Linked DNA regions of Mus musculus: region 1 is linked to region 2. Evidence: chromatin contacts called from ENCODE Hi-C or POLR2A ChIA-PET data. All regions are on one chromosome and are shown on one strand. Each heading gives the region's core, a stretch centred on a gene start or an enhancer-like site at or near the end of the contact. The rest is flanking DNA. Distances are from core to core; before and after follow the strand shown.

What was found. Hi-C counts contacts between places; a loop is a spot of excess contacts on that map. ChIA-PET counts read pairs that join two places held with the same protein, here RNA polymerase II (POLR2A).
Region 1: a loop to region 2 is called in a map of heart, with 4 times the contacts of the local background. The contact joins the enhancer-like site here to the promoter of Megf6 in region 2. A Hi-C loop is called at or near these places in 1 of 37 maps with a recorded cell type or tissue (heart). POLR2A ChIA-PET finds 5 or more read pairs at or near these places in 3 of 5 experiments (Patski and embryonic stem cell).

The regions. Positions count from the first base shown.
Region 1 is chr4:154,245,269-154,248,563 of GRCm38, forward strand. The region is part of intron 5 of Megf6 (multiple EGF-like-domains 6); the gene reads left to right. Among named protein-coding and RNA genes, the nearest start is that of Gm52687, 53 kb to the right of the region's middle. Within about 2 kb of position 1,328, at least 1 of the 3 ENCODE cell types and tissues checked has a DNase peak (open chromatin) inside an H3K27ac peak, as active enhancers do; it is heart, where a contact is called at or near this core.
Region 2 is chr4:154,168,744-154,171,999 of GRCm38, forward strand. It overlaps Megf6 (multiple EGF-like-domains 6), which reads left to right and starts at 1,970. Exons shown (of 37, transcript NM_001162977.1): 1 at 1,970-2,399. The coding sequence starts at 2,281.

The DNA of each region.
Region 1 (3,295 bases), core at 78-2,577, 76 kb after region 2:
GCCCTGCCCTTGGCCTGTTCCTACTTGTGTGTACCTGTGGTACACGGTTTTCACTCCCCAGGCTTTGGGACGGTAAAGGACTTTACAGGCTCCAGTCTGTCCCCAAGGCTCCGTCCTGGAGGAGAAACCTCAAGGAAAGCTGCTTGGGCCCCCGAGACTGCTGCTGGCAGTCTGCTTGGTCTGGGGCCAAAGCCACAGGCAGCTCAAACGTGCAGACTGCCAGGCTCTTTTGCAAAACCCATCCCCACGGAGCCGCCAATGCAGCTCTGCCCGTGTCTCCCAGTTCTTCCAAAACCTGGCAGGGGTTACAGTTGCACAAGGGGTCAGCTTCCCAGCCCTGAGAAGCCTGAGGAGGCCTGGCCTGAGGGAGAGGTGGGAAAAGAGAAAGCAGCTGCTGTGGTCAGTCCCTTCCTCTGTCTCATGATCCTACCCTGGCTCTTCGAAGGGCAGGGACTGCTTCCACTTGGCCTAGAGGAACAGGCTGAGGTGGAACAGGGGTGTCGAGGTTGAGCAGCCCATACTGGGTGCAGAACCCAGCAGGGGAGGTTAGGCAGCCACGGTGGGCATTCAGGAAAATGGCATGTCATGGGTGTGTGTGTGTGCATACTTGGTGACTGACGGTGGTGCTGGATTGAAGCGGGTAGGGGAGTTTTGGGAGGGACCCATTCCTCTGCCCTTGGGTCAAGTAGGCCCAACGTTGGTTTTGTGATTGAGTGCACCTGCTTATGGGTTCTATCTGCCATCTACGTAACCCACCAAGTATTTTGGTAAATGCTTTGGGGGGAGGAAGCTGGGAATTTCTTATGAGGCCTCTCACTGGATTGAGTGTGTTTCCCTGGAGGGGTGCAGCCAGAAGTTAAGCCTTGGCAGTAGAAAATTGCCCAGGGCTCCCTGGAAGGACAGGCTGCTCTGGCCACTGATGGAGCATAGAGGGAGCTCTCAGCACCTTATGGCCACATCAGTTGAGCCAGCCCCAACCCTCCAGGATGATCTGGAGGATGCAATAAAGAAGCTGATGAACTTGGCTTGGCTTGGCTTGGCTTGGCTGGCTGGAGGCAGACCTGGCTCTTCATGTGCAGCCAACTAAATGACCCTCGGGTGTTCCTGATGAAAGGCTCTCTGAGGCTTTGGCTCAAGACCCAAGGTTGAGCCTGGAGTACAGGTACTGCCTCCTGAGACTGGACAAGCGTCCTTTGTTGGGGCACCATACATCCAAGAGTGTTAACCAGGTTGGCGCAAGCAGCCCCCTGTCCTATAGGAAATGTATTTTCTATGAGATCCAGGCTCTTTCTCCACCAAACCAGGTCTTTCCTCCGAGCTCTGCACTTCACACCCTGTCCTGAGTAGTGCGACTCCTGCTGGCTGTGGGTGGAGTTGCAGCCCAGCTGTGGTGGAATTCCAACTGGTCAGTGGAGGCTGCCGGGACCAAACACCACGTGGGCTTAAGCCACAGGGCTTTATTTCGCTCATAGTTGCAAGTCCAAGAGCAAGGTGCCAGCCCTTCTGGTCCCTGGCGCGGTCAGAGCCCCATCTGTGGGACCACTTCCAACCTTAATTAAGGTATAAGACCCAGCTTCTGAACAATGTCATATCAGAGGGCTTCAGCCTATGACATGACGGGGCGGAGCGGGGGCGGGGTTGTGGAGGGGAAAGGGTGGGATGGGGCGGGGCGGGGCCTGAGTTGGGCGGGGCAGGGCGGGGGCGATTAGGGTGGAAGGCAGAGGTGGAGCAGGAACACACAGACATTAAGACTCTAATAAAGAATGTCACCCAACTGTAGTCATTTGTGTCTGATCGGGAAGTGGGCCGAGGCGGAATATTGGGTCCTGCAGGCTTGTATACAGACCACAGACTTCTGTGGGCTGAAAGGGGAATCGGGGCATATTGTGGAGACAGACCCATCCGGCCCTGTTGCCTGGAGTTCTCAACCCTCCTGCCTATATATCTCCAGTACTGTGCTTTTAGGTGTCTCACCGACCCTGGCTGAGGCATTTGCCTTATGAGTATGCATCTATATATACTTACTGCAGGGAGGCCAGTCCCTGACTTCGCTCCAAAGGTCACTCAGCCACTGACCTCTCCAAAGGTCTCTCAGCCCCTGGCTTCTGCTCCAAAGGTCTCTCGGCTTTGCTCATGTCTGACCTTGGGTCTGATTTCTAGCACCACAACCAGATGTGAGCCTCTGGCCCTGGTCTTGGCAGAAGCCCCGAGTGTGTGTCTTACAGCTGTGCCTCAGTAACTTGAGGAGCCTGGAGACACAGACCCTGGCCATTCCTGGAGCTGTGAAGCCCAGCGCAGAGAGGACAAAAATCTGCCTGGCTCAGCTTTCCCGGAATCCACAAAGGATGTGCTGGGTGATGCTGGCCTGGCTCCCTGGTGTGCACAGCTTGGGAGCATCTGGGCGGATGCAGTCCTGTGGAGTGAAGGGCTGGGGTGGTTCTGAGGGTGTGAAGCTGCACTGGCATCCCAAGTCTTTAGTGCCAGCCGTGGTGGACTCATTCCGCTGCTTTGGAGATGAAGTACCTTTCCCTCCTGGTGGATGGTGCTTCCTGCTGAGACGCTGAGACGTCATGCCCCTGTGCCTGCCCGGCCCTGCCAGAATGGGCTTCTGGTTCGTATTACGTGTCCCGAGTAGGGACGCAGTTGGTGTGGTGAGCATGAGTAAACAGAGCCCCCAGGAATGTGGGGCCAGCTGAGGCCACGTGCATGGGCGCCGGGACGCCTCAGGAGGGAGGGCTGGTGGCCGAACAGCTGGCTCAGGTGAGGTCAGCCAGGCCTGGGCTCAGCGTGGCTTATGTCCAGTGTAGGGGGTCAGAGCAGAGATGGGGAAGAGCACAGGTTAGCAAGCTTACCTCAGTTCTGTGGGAGATCGCTGTGGCTTCTCCCTTATATCGGGACCCCACGTGGCCAGGAGATCAGTCTCTGCCTCCCCGTGGCTGGCTTCGCCCCAGAGAAGGGGGCCTCCATGTGTTCCTCCGGCTGTGTGTCACGTGAGCGAGGAGAGAGCTGTTGTACAAGCAATGTGGCCTTTAAGCAGGCTTGCTTTGAAGGAAGGCCGGCCTTCTCAGATCCCCGAGGCATCTCACGAGGCCCACGCAGCTGCCAGCACCTGGGCCTTGCAGTGCTGACCCCAGCAGTGCCAGACCCCAATTCCTTAGGCAGTCATTAACCATATTTCCAAGCTAGGCCAAGGACCGAACTGCTTAAAGCTGACAGAGTTCCCACATTCTAGGCGGCATCTAGGGCTGAGCATTGCCACCCAAAGTGCTTTAGTGATGAGTCTCAGGTTTGCTGA
Region 2 (3,256 bases), core at 720-3,219:
GTGTACGCCACCCACCTTAAGAGACACATGCTCGTCTTAACCTAACCACAGGAAGCACCTGATACCCGCCAGGACTCTTCACCTGGCACAGAGGCCTGGTGCCTGGACGGGACATGGGCAGAGATGGAATAGCCTAGGGTCAGTAAAGCTCTGACCCAAGGAAACCTTCAAGTTGAAGGGGTTTAGGAATTCACGCAGGAGGCCACATACCTTTGTAAAATTAGCAAAGCCATTTTACTTCGTATTGTCTCTCTTCAGTAAGGGCCCCACATAGGTTTCGGGATACTAAAAGCACGCCCCCTCCCCCACCCAAGGAGCCGAGAAAATTTCACCCACTCACCTCCAGACTCTGGTCCTGGGGCACGGTTTCACAGAGCAGGTGGTGAACTTCTTCAGGTCCCCATCCCTCATGCACACAAGCATTCACACACGCCAGCGCCGGGAGAGACAGAGGTACAGAGGAGCAAGCTTAAGCGCCTGGGCCCAGTGTACAGTTCCTGTACTTCTCCACAGTGGTGGGCCCCTGGCTGAGGAGGGATATGAGATGAATTCCTGGGTGCAGACATTGGGAGTCCCCCAGAGGGCTCGGGTCAGCCTCTGCTACTGAGATCCAGGGAGGGTCTGGTGATGGGTTTGAGCAGAAGGGTGAGTCCCAGCACAACAATGCAGGGCAAACTGGGGTCCTGTTTGGGGCATCAGGTGGCAAGTTCCAGGACCCATTGCCCTCCAGAATCTGTCTGTCTATCCATCTCTCCCTCCCTCCTTCCTTACTTCCCTCCCTTCTCTATTTCCCCTGAGGTTATACTCCTCTATGTTTACTGCTCAGATCTGAAACCTGAGTTTTCTAAACTCACTCCACTCCCTTCCTTGCCCTCGGTTCCGCATCTGGGCCAGCAGCAGGTCTAAGCTGACAGCACCTGCCCAGTAATGAGACCCACAGTCTTTTGAAATGCGAACTTTTGCAGCGGCATTTCCAGGTCCCCCAGCCAGAGGCCCCCTCAAGCACTTGCTTCAGGGGAAGAGGAGGCTGGAACACCTACCGCACTCCTCAGGGATGGTGGAAGAGGGCAGGCTGGGTCCACCCATCATGTAAAAGGGCAGGCACACCTCTCCAGTAGGACAAGGAGGAGCTGATCCTCACACAACTATCTGCAACTAGTGAGGTCCGCTACCATACCCTCATGGGACTCTCCCAGCTCAGCTTCACAAAGAGCCCCTCTGAGTGTTTGATAAGTCCTGGACTAAGAGATGCCACGTACAGCGCTGGTCAGTCTGCCCCTAACCGCGGAGAAAGTCAAATCAAATCAAAGCCAGGCTTAAAAGACAATAAATACCTGGTGCAGGGAGTCGCCTCACCTCCTAGACCCCTATGCAGGTGCCTAGTGGGACCTACACGCCCACTCCACCCCATGCTACCGTCCCAAAGCACTCAGTACAGAACTGGGAATACGAAAGCCCAGAGGGTGGTGTGTTACCTAATAAAGTCAGTACCCAAAGGAAGTGCCCAGAGGCACTCAGAGGCTGTCCCCCCCTCTACCTCCCGCTCTACTATCCCTCCCTGCTTCTGGGACAGCGGTGGCGGGCGCGCGGACGAGGGGCCAAGGGAAGGTGACTGCAACTCCAAGAATCCAAGGGTGCGCTTGCAGAGGTCTCAGATCTGGATAGAGCGGTGTTTACGAAGTATGGACCGCGCAGACTCGACAGAATTGTTCACTTGGTTGGGGTCAGACCTGGGACTCTCGGTTGCAGAGAGAGGGAGCGCAAGTGAAATTGGAAAGCTTTAGGGGAAAGTACTGGGAAGCGAGCTTAGCCTTAAAGGTAGGACCAGGAGCCGGAGAGGGGAGGGGCTGAAGCGGGGCTGGAAGTGGGCTCTCCCTATTGGGATTGTCTGGGCGGGGCCGAAGGCGGAACGGGCGTGGCTTGGGCTGGGGGTGGGGCCAAAAGGGGCGGGAGCGGGGTCGGGAAAGAGGGGGCTGGGGTCGGGCCGGGGGGCGTGCGGCGGGCGGGCCTGACGTCTGCTGCGTCCCGCTCCGAGTTTGCTCTCCATCACTCCTGGCAAGTGTCTGGCCGCGCCGAACCGAGCGCGAAGGTCTCGGAGGTCCGGGCAACTGTCCCATCTGCACCTGCGGGAACCTCGCGCCCCGCACCTGGCGCGACTGGGTTGTGGTGCTCCGCTGTCCTCTGGGGGTATGGCGCCCGTGAAGACAGCGTCTACTGGCCGTAAGGGCCGCCTGTGAGTCGAAGATCCCAGGACCGAGTGGGAGCGCGACCGCGCGCACTATGCCTGTCGGGGTGGAGGCGAGGGCGTCTTGGCGCGTGGTGGCCCTGACGCTGCTGCTGCTCCCCGCCGTGCCTGCAGCCTCCCAGCCGCTACCCCCGCGCCCGCTGCAGCCGAGCATGTGAGTAGCGCGAGTCGTGAGGCTCCTGGCGGCGAAGCTGACCCGGACAGAACTCGGGGCTTTGTCCCTGGGGCCACAAACAATGGGCTCTTTGCTTTAACTGAGGAGGGGATGGTCTAGACCCGGGGTCCCGGACTGGATTTGGTGCCCTCGAGTCTGCCGCAGGGCCCATAGCCTCCGGGTTCCCGCCCCTGCAGCAAGGGTCCTGCAGACTTAGACGGATGCCGAACTCCGGAGAGGTGAGGAATCCAAGCCCCTGCGGCGCAGGGTCCAGCTGGGGAGCCAGCTTGGAGGCGGCCGAGAGGAAGCAGCCTGGTCCCACTTCCTCCCCAAGCTAGTCTCCTGGGGTCCGAGGGCCTGCGCAGGGGCGGGGGTGCCCAGAGGGGGCTGCCAGCACTGTTTTGTGTGTTAAACACGTGCGCTCTGGGGCCTCGGGAGAAGGAATTCAGTACTAGAATGGGCAGGAAGAGAGGGTCAGGGAGCCAGCGGCGACGGATTTAATTTTGAAAGATGATTCCCCAACAGGCCGGTTAGCGGTCTCTCTTAAACTGCAAAGCGATCCCCCTCTGTTGGCCTCAAAGGAAAACTGGTGCGAAGTGAGACTGAGAGTGGATGTACAGATGAGAGGCCTGCCCCCCCTCACCAGCCCTTCCCCGCAGGGTGCAAGGTGGAGCCTTGTAAACTTGGCAAGGCTGCTGGGGCGGCACGGGGAGTGGACCAGGGACCCTTCAGGCCCTGGTTGGGGCTTCCATTCTGCCAGTTCGGGCATCTTCTCACCCACAGAGGAGACTTGCTGCTTCTGTCCAGGGCTGGCACTGACCGGTCCACTATGTACCTGGCCGTGAGGACAGTGTCAT